2 separate regions of the Homo sapiens genome follow, and region 2 is linked to region 1. A link is an interaction called in ENCODE POLR2A ChIA-PET data of the cell type or tissue named here. Cell type or tissue: Panc1. All regions are shown on one strand.

Region 1 (5,000 bases):
CCTCATAGCCAAGGCATTTGGAGTTTGCTCATCTGGGGCTCCCAATCTGCACTCCTCTTACATTAGAAATAAGAGGGCTACAAAGCCAGAAGCAGCGGGTGAGCCGGAAAGGAGCAGAGTGTTGCCTGGGCTGGCAGCCTTGCTCCACCACTTAGCAGCTCTCAGAATGGGTCAGCTACTTCACCTCTTTGTGCTCCAGTTTCATCTCCGTAAAATGGGAATAACACTGCTGCCTCCTTCATAAAGGCACACAGAGGACTGAATGAGTCAAGAATAAAGTAGTTAGCACAGTGCCTGGCACAGAGTCAGAGCTCTCTGCCTCCTACGCTTGGTGGGGGGAAGATGAGGGGTGGGAATACCTTCAAGGTGAGGAAGGGTTCTCTTTTATGGCTCTTAAGAATATATTGTTTTCTTTAGAGGAGCTATTTTACAGCCCGCTGAATCTAACTGCCATGCTAGCTCAGCATGAATACCCTCCATTAAGAATCTTGTCACACCCTTGCTTCACAAGTTGTGGAAACCCAAATCAGACTGCATTCAGCGTTGGGTAGTGGGAGACGTACTGAAGGCCTTTCAATTTCCAAAGCCATGATCAGAATGAAATGTTCTTGCATCAGGCGTTTCACATTTTAGAATTCAATTACAAAACCCTACCATTTAGCTTGTTAGGCTGGCTGCTCCACCCCAGAAAGAGTGACAAAAGACAATCTATAGAGCCAGGCTGCAAGTTCCAGTGCTATAAATCACTGGTTATCGGATGGAGTGGAACTCATTAATATAAACGAGAAGCCTGAAAGGCACCCATTAGCATGTTATTAATTTGTTTGACGATCTACAGCATGGCAAGAGCTAAAATAGTTAGGCTGGGCAATACTACATCTCACACAGAAGAATAATCTGGTCCCATTAATTTTTGTCTTAGGCTTGCCAAATGTAATTGGGCATAATCAGAGCTCATACATCTCATAGCGTTTTCATCTTCTGTTCTTTTAAAAAAAGAAAACTGGGGGGTGGGGGAGGTGCTCGAAGTCTTGGTACGCAATAAAGATAACCAATGAGAAGGGGTTTTAGGTTGGAGCAACCCACTAAGGACTGTAAATGCTTCCCCTTTTGTTTTCCTTCCTTTGCTCTGCATTTTGGATTTGTTTTTCATGAAATGAAAGTGAATCATAAACTACTTTCCAGTTGGGTTAACCTTACTTATACATCCATCCACCCAATTTACTGGGGGGCTGGTGTGGAGGGCAGAGGAGGATCCATCTAGTTCCCGTGGGTAGATATAATTGTCTTTAATCTTTGCCATTAATGAGGAGGCTGGGGGAAGCAGAGGATAAGAAGCTTTATCAACATCTTTGTGGTCTCATGTCTCTCTGTCCGATTGCCAGATATTTCTGTGGCTGGTTAGCCTTCCAGCCCCAAAGCTGTTAGAGAAAATGGAATTTCAGCCTTGAAGGCCTCTGACAGCATCTTGGTCCACCTGGGTCACTTGCAGTTAGGAAGGAAGTCAGAGAAGGGAGCTGCCCACATGCTTCTAAACAGTGCTTCCTTCTTTCCCGTAGTTAGTGTTTTTCAAAGAACATCATCTTGCCATTAAATGAATTTAAAAAAAAATTGTGTTTTCAGGTCCTGGGATAGCAGATAAGGCCCTGTGTACTTGAACTAGATATTTCGAATGATCACTTGACTATAAACAAGATTTTAAAAAAATCTAAATCGATGAATATGTAATTTTCCTGCCAAACAAAAAGCTAGCATAAACAATGAGCTTACATAAATTGGGGCAATCAGATCCACCAACAAAGCATGAAGGCCTAGCCTCAACACTGAAAGAAGAGAATAGATAAATGCTGTTGAATTTTGTTCTCTGAATAACACATTTTAGCATTTCCCTCTGCCTGTGACCCAGAGATGGATCCACCTTTGAGTATTCAAAACTTCAGTTTCCTCTTGCTACGGGAGGCTTAACATAATAAAACATTTAAACATAATATAGGCCAGACGCAGCAGCTCATGCCTGTAATCCCAACACCTTAGGATGCCAAGGCGGGAGGATGGCTTGAGCCCAAGAGTTTGAGACCAGCCTGGGCAATTATTGGATGAAACTACATCTCTACAGAAAATACAAAAATTAGCTGGGTGTGGTGGTGTATGCCTGTGGTCCTAGCTACTTTCCAGCCTAAAGCAAAAGGATCGCTTGTGCCCAGAGGTTTAGGCTGCAGTGAGGCCAAGATGGTGCCACTGCACTCTAGCCTGGGCAACAGAGTGAGACCCTGTGTCAAAAAAAATAAACATCACAAACATAATACATGTCAGGGTATGACATTTGGCAAATATTAGAAAATACATAGAAGATAAAAATCACGTGTGTGTACACCCCCAAGATAATCACTAGGTAACACTTTGGTGTATTTCTACACCTCACGTATGTGTATGCTTTTACAGAACTGGACCACAGTACAGCTACAGTTTCTTGTCTCCACCCTCTTCCCCACCACAACTGGATATTTCATGAGTATTTTCCTATGCTATTACATTTCCTTCAAAGATGTAATGTTTAATGAGGGCTGCATACATTTCACCATATCCAAGTGCTATGATTTATTTAACCATTCTCAGATGATATGTAGACAGGATTTTAATCTTTCCCTAGCATTGCTACTAAAATTAAACTCTTACCTCTTCCTATCTGAAATCCATGACTGGTCAGATTCAAATTCATCAAGGAATACTCTACTTGGGAAACTTGAGAGCAGGAATTCTTGCCCTGAGCCTCTGGTATGAGAAGGCCTGCTCATTCCCCAGACCACAGAGGGGCTCAGGCTGCAGCCAGAAACACTGCCAAGACCTGAAATCAAGGGTTGACCTGGGCCTGCTATTTCTCTCAACAGTTTGTTGGTCATTGAGGCTGTGGCCCTTGAATGAGTCAGTGTTTGTGGCTTTAAAAAATACCTCAAGGGCAGCAAGCAAAAAAAGATGTTCCTGTGATCAGCTAAGGCTAAGGAGCCTCACTCCCTCCAGACCACAACCTCTTTAGCGCTTGCGAGGGGTAGTAGGCTTAGGTGACATAATCAAAGGCCCAGTCAGAAGGGAAGCTGGGGCATTCCTAGCAGTTTAGTTCATTACCCAGATTCACCAGGGGATTGGGAGCTACTCAGGAGTCTGGGGCTGCAAAGTCCCCAGTTATAAATGGGAACCTCTATCTAGGGTAGTTGGTGCTTCACTGGGAGGGCAGCGTTAAGATAAGGACCTGATAAGACACCTCCAGCCCAATTTCCTGGCTCTGGCAGATTGATTCCTGATGGCTTTCCTTCTCAACATTCCTGTCTTCAGGCCTTTGATTTTAGGCAGAGGCCACAGAACACTTTCTCAGGTAGGAACCAAATAGACCACACAATTAGCATCTCCCACTTGCCACGGTGCTGTTGGATTTATGGTACTTAGGAAGATGGCAGTAGTCAGCTCACTTCATTGGTCAAGAGACAGAGCCACAGTAAGGCTAGGAAGAAATATAAAGGTCACTTCCTGTGCTGAGCACTTCCTAGAGCAGCCACAGGCCAGCCCACCAACTACTGGCTGCAATTCTGGACCACTCCATCGCACAGCCTACAAATGTTTTCTAACTGTCTTCCGTTTTTATTAACCAGTCAAGCATGTTTTACTTTACACTCTGATAAGAGGATCAGAAACAGCTTTCCCACATCTAAGGCACTCTTAATCAATTGCAAGGAATACAAGAGCAGCATCACGTAGAGGTTTCCACCCACAGGAGGAAGAAATCCAATTTTTCTTTCTTTAACTGCCAATTCTAATGCACACTTTTTACCCTTTATAGGTTAGCCACACTTTGAATGCATTTAACTTAAATGAAAAAAAATAGTAATAAATGCTTATACAGCTGTCCCCCTATCTACAAAGAACTATGGGTGCTTTTTTTTTTTTTTTTTTTTTTTTGAGACAGAGTCTCGCTCTGTAGGCCAGGCTGGAGTGCAGTGGCGTGATCTCAGCTCACTGCAGCCTCTGTCTCCTGGGATCAAGCAATTTTCCTGCCTCAGCTTCCCGAGTAGTTGGGATTACAGATGTGTGCCTCCTCGCCCAGCTAATTTTTGTATTTTTAGTAGAGACGGGATTTCACCATGTTGGCCAGGCTGGTCTCGAACTTCTGACCTCAGGTAATCCACCCGTCTCGGCCTCCAAAAATGCTGGGATTACAGGTGTAAGCCACCACGCCTGGCCTCAGCTATGGGTACTTTCTCTGGTTTCAGTTACCTGAGGTCAACTATGGTCTGGAAATATTAAATGGGAAATATACAGAAATAAACAATTCCTAAGTTTTAAATCGAGTGCCGCTCTGAGTAGCATGATGAAATATTGCCCAGTCCGGCTCTGTGGTGCTGAGGACGGAATCATCCCTTTGTCCAGCTGGTCCATGCTGTATATGCTATCTGCCCATTGGTGTATAGGAAAAAACATGGTATATCTAGAGCTCAGTCCTATCGCAGTTTCAGGCATCCATCAGAGGTCCAACATATGCTCTGTGGATAAAAGATTATTGTATTCTTTTTGTCTTTATTTTTTCTTTTTATGGAGAACAGGATCTCACTATATTGCCCAGGCAGGCCTTGAACTCCTGAGCTCAAGCTATTCTCCGGCCTCTGCCTCCCTAAGGGCTGGGATTACAGGTGTAAGCCATTGCACCTGGCAGTTATTGTATTAAAGTAATTATGTGCCAATACTGTCACAAGTGCTTCCTACAAATGAATGGATTTAATCTTCCTAATAACCCATGAGGTAAGTATCATTCACATTTCACAGATGAAAACAGACACAGAGGCTAGGCATAGGGGCTCACGCCTGTAATCCAACACTTCAGGAAGCCAAGATAGGTGGATCACTTGAGCCCAGGAGTTTGAGACCAGCCTGGGCAATATGGGGAGACAAACCACATGAGAAAAGAAAGAGAAGACTAGGAGAAGGAGAGGAGGGAAATGGAGGGGAAGGGA
Region 2 (5,000 bases), 170 kb after region 1:
CTTCCAAAAGGCAGGCTAGACTTTCATGCTAAGGTGCTGGGGTATTTCTGATGGCCGCTCATCGAGCTGAGTGAAGCCCTCTCACTTCTGGTTTCCTGGCCTGTCCCAGAGCTAAGCTTTTTGCAAATCTAGAAATCCCCCTTTTTCCTTGGCCCCTAGTTGCTGCTTCTCAGTTCCTAGGGGCAGCTGGGCTAGCAGCTGTCTGGGCTGTGTCCCAGAGCCTGGGTTCCAGTATCAGCAGAGAGCTTGACAGGCGCTCTGTGTGGTAGGCAGGGCAGGATTTATCTCCTTTTACTGGAGAGAATGGATACGACAGCTTGTAAATAGCAGAACTGGGCTGGAACCCTTGGCATTCTCCTTTCACATATGCTGAAACTGTAAGGCTTTTATGGGTTCCCAATGCCCTGCCTCCTCTTGCTGTCCACTGGGGAATTCCTGCCTGAAGTGTGTGGAGTTGTGCTGCATGTACCAGTGTTCTTGTATCCTTCACATTAACTTTAGGCTGTGTCTGGGCCCGTTTCTCAATGTAAATCACTGTAATTTGTTAAGCGCTTACTCTGAGGTCAGCTCTTTTCATGCAGTAAATGCACCTCACTTCTCAGCATTTTTCTCACAGCATCCTGTGAGGTAGGTTGTGTGGGTTTTTTTTTTTTAAGATGGAGTCTTGTTCTGTCACCCAGGCTGGACTGCAGTGGCATGATCTCGGCTCACTGCAACCTCTGCCTCCTGGGTTCAAGAGATTTTCCTGCCTCAGCCTCCCCAGTAGCTTGGACTACAGGCATGCCCCACCATGCCCGACTAATTTTTGTGTTTTTAGTAGAGATGGGGTTTTGCCATGTTAACCAGGCTGGTCTTGAACTACTGACCTCAGGTGATCCACCCATCTTGGCCTCCCAAAGTGCTGGGATTTCGGGCGTGAGCCACTGCGCCTGGCCTAGGTTGTATGGGTTTTTTTCCCCGACAATAAGCAATTCTGTAATTCTTTGACAGTAACTGTGTGTCCTATAACTCAATTCAATTCTAACAGTAGCTCCTGGAGCTAGAGTCAGAACCCAAAGATTTAGGGGTCATTTCCCACTTTAGATAACAAATGAGGTACCCTGGCTATGCACACTTCTGCAGATTCTGACTGCAAATCAAACCCTTTCCTCAGGTTTGATAATTTGCTGGAAAGACTCATAGAACTCAGGAAAATGATTTACTTATGATTACCAATTTATTATAAAGAATACAACTCAGGAATAGACAAATGGAAGAGGGGCATGGGGGAAGGCCTCGGAGCTTCTGTGCCTCCCTGAGTGGACCACCCTTCTAGCTCCTGGATGTGTGCACTAATCCAGACACTCCCTGACCTTGCCAGTTGTGGGTTTTTCTGGAGGTTTTATGACATAGGCATGATTGATGAAATTATTGGCTATGGGTGATTGAATACAATCTCCAGCCCCTCTCCCATCCCTGGAGGTTTGGGGGTGGGGCTAGAAGTTCTAACCTTCTGATCGCGTGCTTGTTCTTCCTGGTGTGAGCCTCCATCAGGAATCTATGTAGGCCCCCATGAATCATCTTAGTAGTATATAAAAGACAGTACATTCGAAGGGTTTTAGATCTGTGTCAGGAATGGGGGACAAAGACCAAATAGTATTTTTAAAATTATACTGATTAGGTGTCATTTTCTTGCGCATTTCGGCAGAGGGACATAAGCTCAGTAAGTTAAGTGACCTATCCGAGGTTGCTCAGCCAGTATATGTCAGAGTGTTCACTGGACCTGCATCTTAACTCTGAGGCTGGCATTGTTAAACACCTGTAGTACTGCCTCCTGCTGAAACGTCTTTCCTCCCCTATGGAATAAACACTGGGAAACCACAGTCCCTGGGGAGTGATATAGTAGGGAGTTAGAGTAATGCTTGCATTTATTTTCCTTTGGCCTTAGGTCAAGAACTTCACTGAGGTCCACCCTGACTACGGGAGCCACATCCAGGCTCTTCTGGACAAGTACAATGCTGAGAAGCCTAAGGTAAGCTGGGAGCAGCCTGGCCATGCAGAGGCTGTGTGTGCTGGGTTGGAGTAGGCATGACTTAGTTACCACTTAGCATTACAGTCTGCAGGGGCCATTACCTGCCACTGTTAGATTTCTTAGGCAGCTGTGCAGAAATTCATTTGAGAGATAAAGAATTCACTGGCAAAACACATACTCTTCATTTTAGCGCTGGGCAATTTAAGACAGTTAAAGTGAATGAATTCTGAATTATTATTTTCATTTGCATACATATTAAAACTGAGTAAATATCACGTTGCTGCCCATGAGGTGATTAACCTGCTCATCTTGTTCTTTTAAAACAGAATGCGATTCACACCTTTGTGCAGTCCGGATCTCACTTGGCGGCAAGGGAGAAGGCAAATCTGTGAGGCCGGGGCCCTGCACCTGTGCAGCGAAGCTTAGCGTTCATCCGTGTAACCCGCTCATCACTGGATGAAGATTCTCCTGTGCTAGATGTGCAAATGCAAGCTAGTGGCTTCAAAATAGAGAATCCCACTTTCTATAGCAGATTGTGTAACAATTTTAATGCTATTTCCCCAGGGGAAAATGAAGGTTAGGATTTAACAGTCATTTAAAAAAAAAATTTGTTTTGACGGATGATTGGATTATTCATTTAAAATGATTAGAAGGCAAGTTTCTAGCTAGAAATATGATTTTATTTGACAAAATTTGTTGAAATTATGTATGTTTACATATCACCTCATGGCCTATTATATTAAAATATGGCTATAAATATATAAAAAGAAAAGATAAAGATGATCTACTCAGAAATTTTTATTTTTCTAAGGTTCTCATAGGAAAAGTACATTTAATACAGCAGTGTCATCAGAAGATAACTTGAGCACCGTCATGGCTTAATGTTTATTCCTGATAATAATTGATCAAATTCATTTTTTTCACTGGAGTTACATTAATGTTAATTCAGCACTGATTTCACAACAGATCAATTTGTAATTGCTTACATTTTTACAATAAATAATCTGTACGTAAGAACAGAGATGGTATTTTCTTTCTTTCGACTCCATATGTAACTGTAAACTGCTACCAGACTCTTAATTTGAACATCATCATTTTCAGATGTTTACCCTTAAAAATGGAAATGCCAGTATCTCGAGGACTCCATGTTATTTGTTTAAATCTATAGCCTTTGGACAGCCTTCTGAGACACTGATAAAATAGCAAATGCCCCAACTTTGAAAATTACTTAAATCTCTTGTCCATTTGCTCACTTACCTGTGATTGACTTTTTAAAACAAGGGCTCAGAACCACTGGTCACTTTCCTCTTCCTTCTTTTTAAAGCCCATATTTGCCTATCATGGTTGAAAATCACATGGAAGACTTTAAAGATGAGTTCTGAATACTAAATGAAAATTTGTTTTCCTTGAAAATCTTTATTCCGTTCATATTCAAAACCAGTTTGTGCCGGGTGTGGTGGCTCATATGCCTGTAAACCCAGCACTTTGGGAAGCCAAGGCAGGAGGATCACTTGAACTCAGGAGTTTGAGACCAGCCGGGGCAACATGGCGAAGCCCTGTCTGTACAAAAAATACAAAAATTAGCCGAGTATGGTAACGCATGCCTGTAGTCCCAGTTACTAGGGAGGCTGAGGCGGGAGGATCTCTTGAGCCCAGGAGGTTGAGGCTGCAGTGAGTCGTGATTGCACCACTGCACTCCAGTCTGGGCAACAGAGTGAGACCTTGTCTGAAAACAACAACAATAACAACTAAAAACAAAAAACCAAACCAGTTTATACTTTCAGGAGTTCCTGAGTTACGGGCTTCAGGAAACAGACCACTAGCAGACAGATACAAACTCATTCTTGGTCTTTTAGCTCAAATTTCTTTACTCCTCTGTCAAACCCTCCTGCCTAATTCCCCCCGTATTTGAGTATGCTTTGAGACTGTTATATTTGTAGACATAGAAAATAGATATATCGGGCTGGGTGCAGTGGCTCACGCCTGTAAACCCAGCACTTTGGGAGGCCAAGGCGGGTGGAACACCTGAGGTCAGGAGTTTGAGATCAGCCTGGCCAACGTGGTGAAACCCCATTTCTACTAAAAATACAAAAATTAGCTGGGTGTGGTGGCATGTGCGTGTAATCCCAGCTACTCGTGAGGCTGAGGTGGGAGAATCGCTTGAACCCAGGAGGTGGAGGTTGCAGTGAGCCAAGATTGCGCCACTGCACTTTTTATTGGGAAAGGTGAGAACTTCTGGAGATGGTTGGTGGTGATGGTTGCACAACAGTGTGAATGTATTTAATGCTACTGAACTGTACACCTAAAAATGGCTAAATGGTAAGTTTTGTGTATATTTTACCCCACAAAAAAATCCAATGGTCCATTCTTAGTCCTTGTCTTACATGACCTCTCAGCGGTGTTTGACACAGTTGGTCGTTCACACTGCCTTCTTCATTGTTTATTTATTTTAGAGACGGCATATCATTATGTTGCCCAGGGTGGCCTCTGCCTCCTGAGTAACTGGGACTACAGGCACACATCACCATGCCCAGCTTTCCTCCTCGTCCCTTTCTCCTCCTCCTCATTTTTCTTCCTCCTCCTCCTCTCTCTTCTTCTTGTCCTTGCCCTCATCCTCCTCCTTTTTTTTTCTTCCTTCTTCCTTTTTTCTTCTCTCTCTTTTTTAAAATAAGAGCTTTATTGAGATATAATTCACATACCGTAAAAACCACCCATTTAAAGTGTACGAGTAAATTTTTTTTGTATATTCACAGAATTGCGCAACCATCACCACAATCAATTTTGGAGCATTTTCATCACCCCAAAGGGAAACCTGTACCTATCAGCAGCCACTCTCCATTTCTTTCTTAACCTAGTCCCCAGCCCTAGGCCATCATGAATCTAAGATTTGCCTACTCTGCATGTTTCATTTAAATGGAATAATATAGTATGTGGTCTTTTGTGACTGGCTTCTTTCACTTAGCATAATATTTTCAAGATTCTTACATAT

The links. ChIA-PET counts read pairs that join two places held together with the same protein. Peaks named below come from ENCODE experiments on the same cell type or tissue, not always from the same donor. Only the 100,000 strongest peaks of a DNase experiment are listed, where the experiment ranks them.
Region 2: POLR2A ChIA-PET joins it to region 1 with 12 read pairs; 2 of 35 experiments call an interaction of 5 or more read pairs at or near these places.

Annotation. Positions count from the first base shown.
Region 1 is chr11:34,299,710-34,304,709 of GRCh38, forward strand. All of the region lies in intron 1 of ABTB2 (ankyrin repeat and BTB domain containing 2), which reads right to left. Among named protein-coding and RNA genes, the nearest start is that of ABTB2, 56 kb to the right of the region's middle. In Panc1, no CTCF peak of the experiment used is centred here; a DNase peak (open chromatin) is centred at 2,972; H3K27ac peaks cover 2,353 bases.
Region 2 is chr11:34,469,031-34,474,030 of GRCh38, forward strand. It overlaps CAT (catalase), which reads left to right. Exons shown (of 13, transcript NM_001752.4): 12 at 1,928-2,011; 13 at 2,338-3,030. The coding sequence ends at 2,403. Among named protein-coding and RNA genes, the nearest start is that of CAT, 33 kb to the left of the region's middle. In Panc1, no CTCF peak of the experiment used is centred here; no DNase peak of the experiment used is centred here.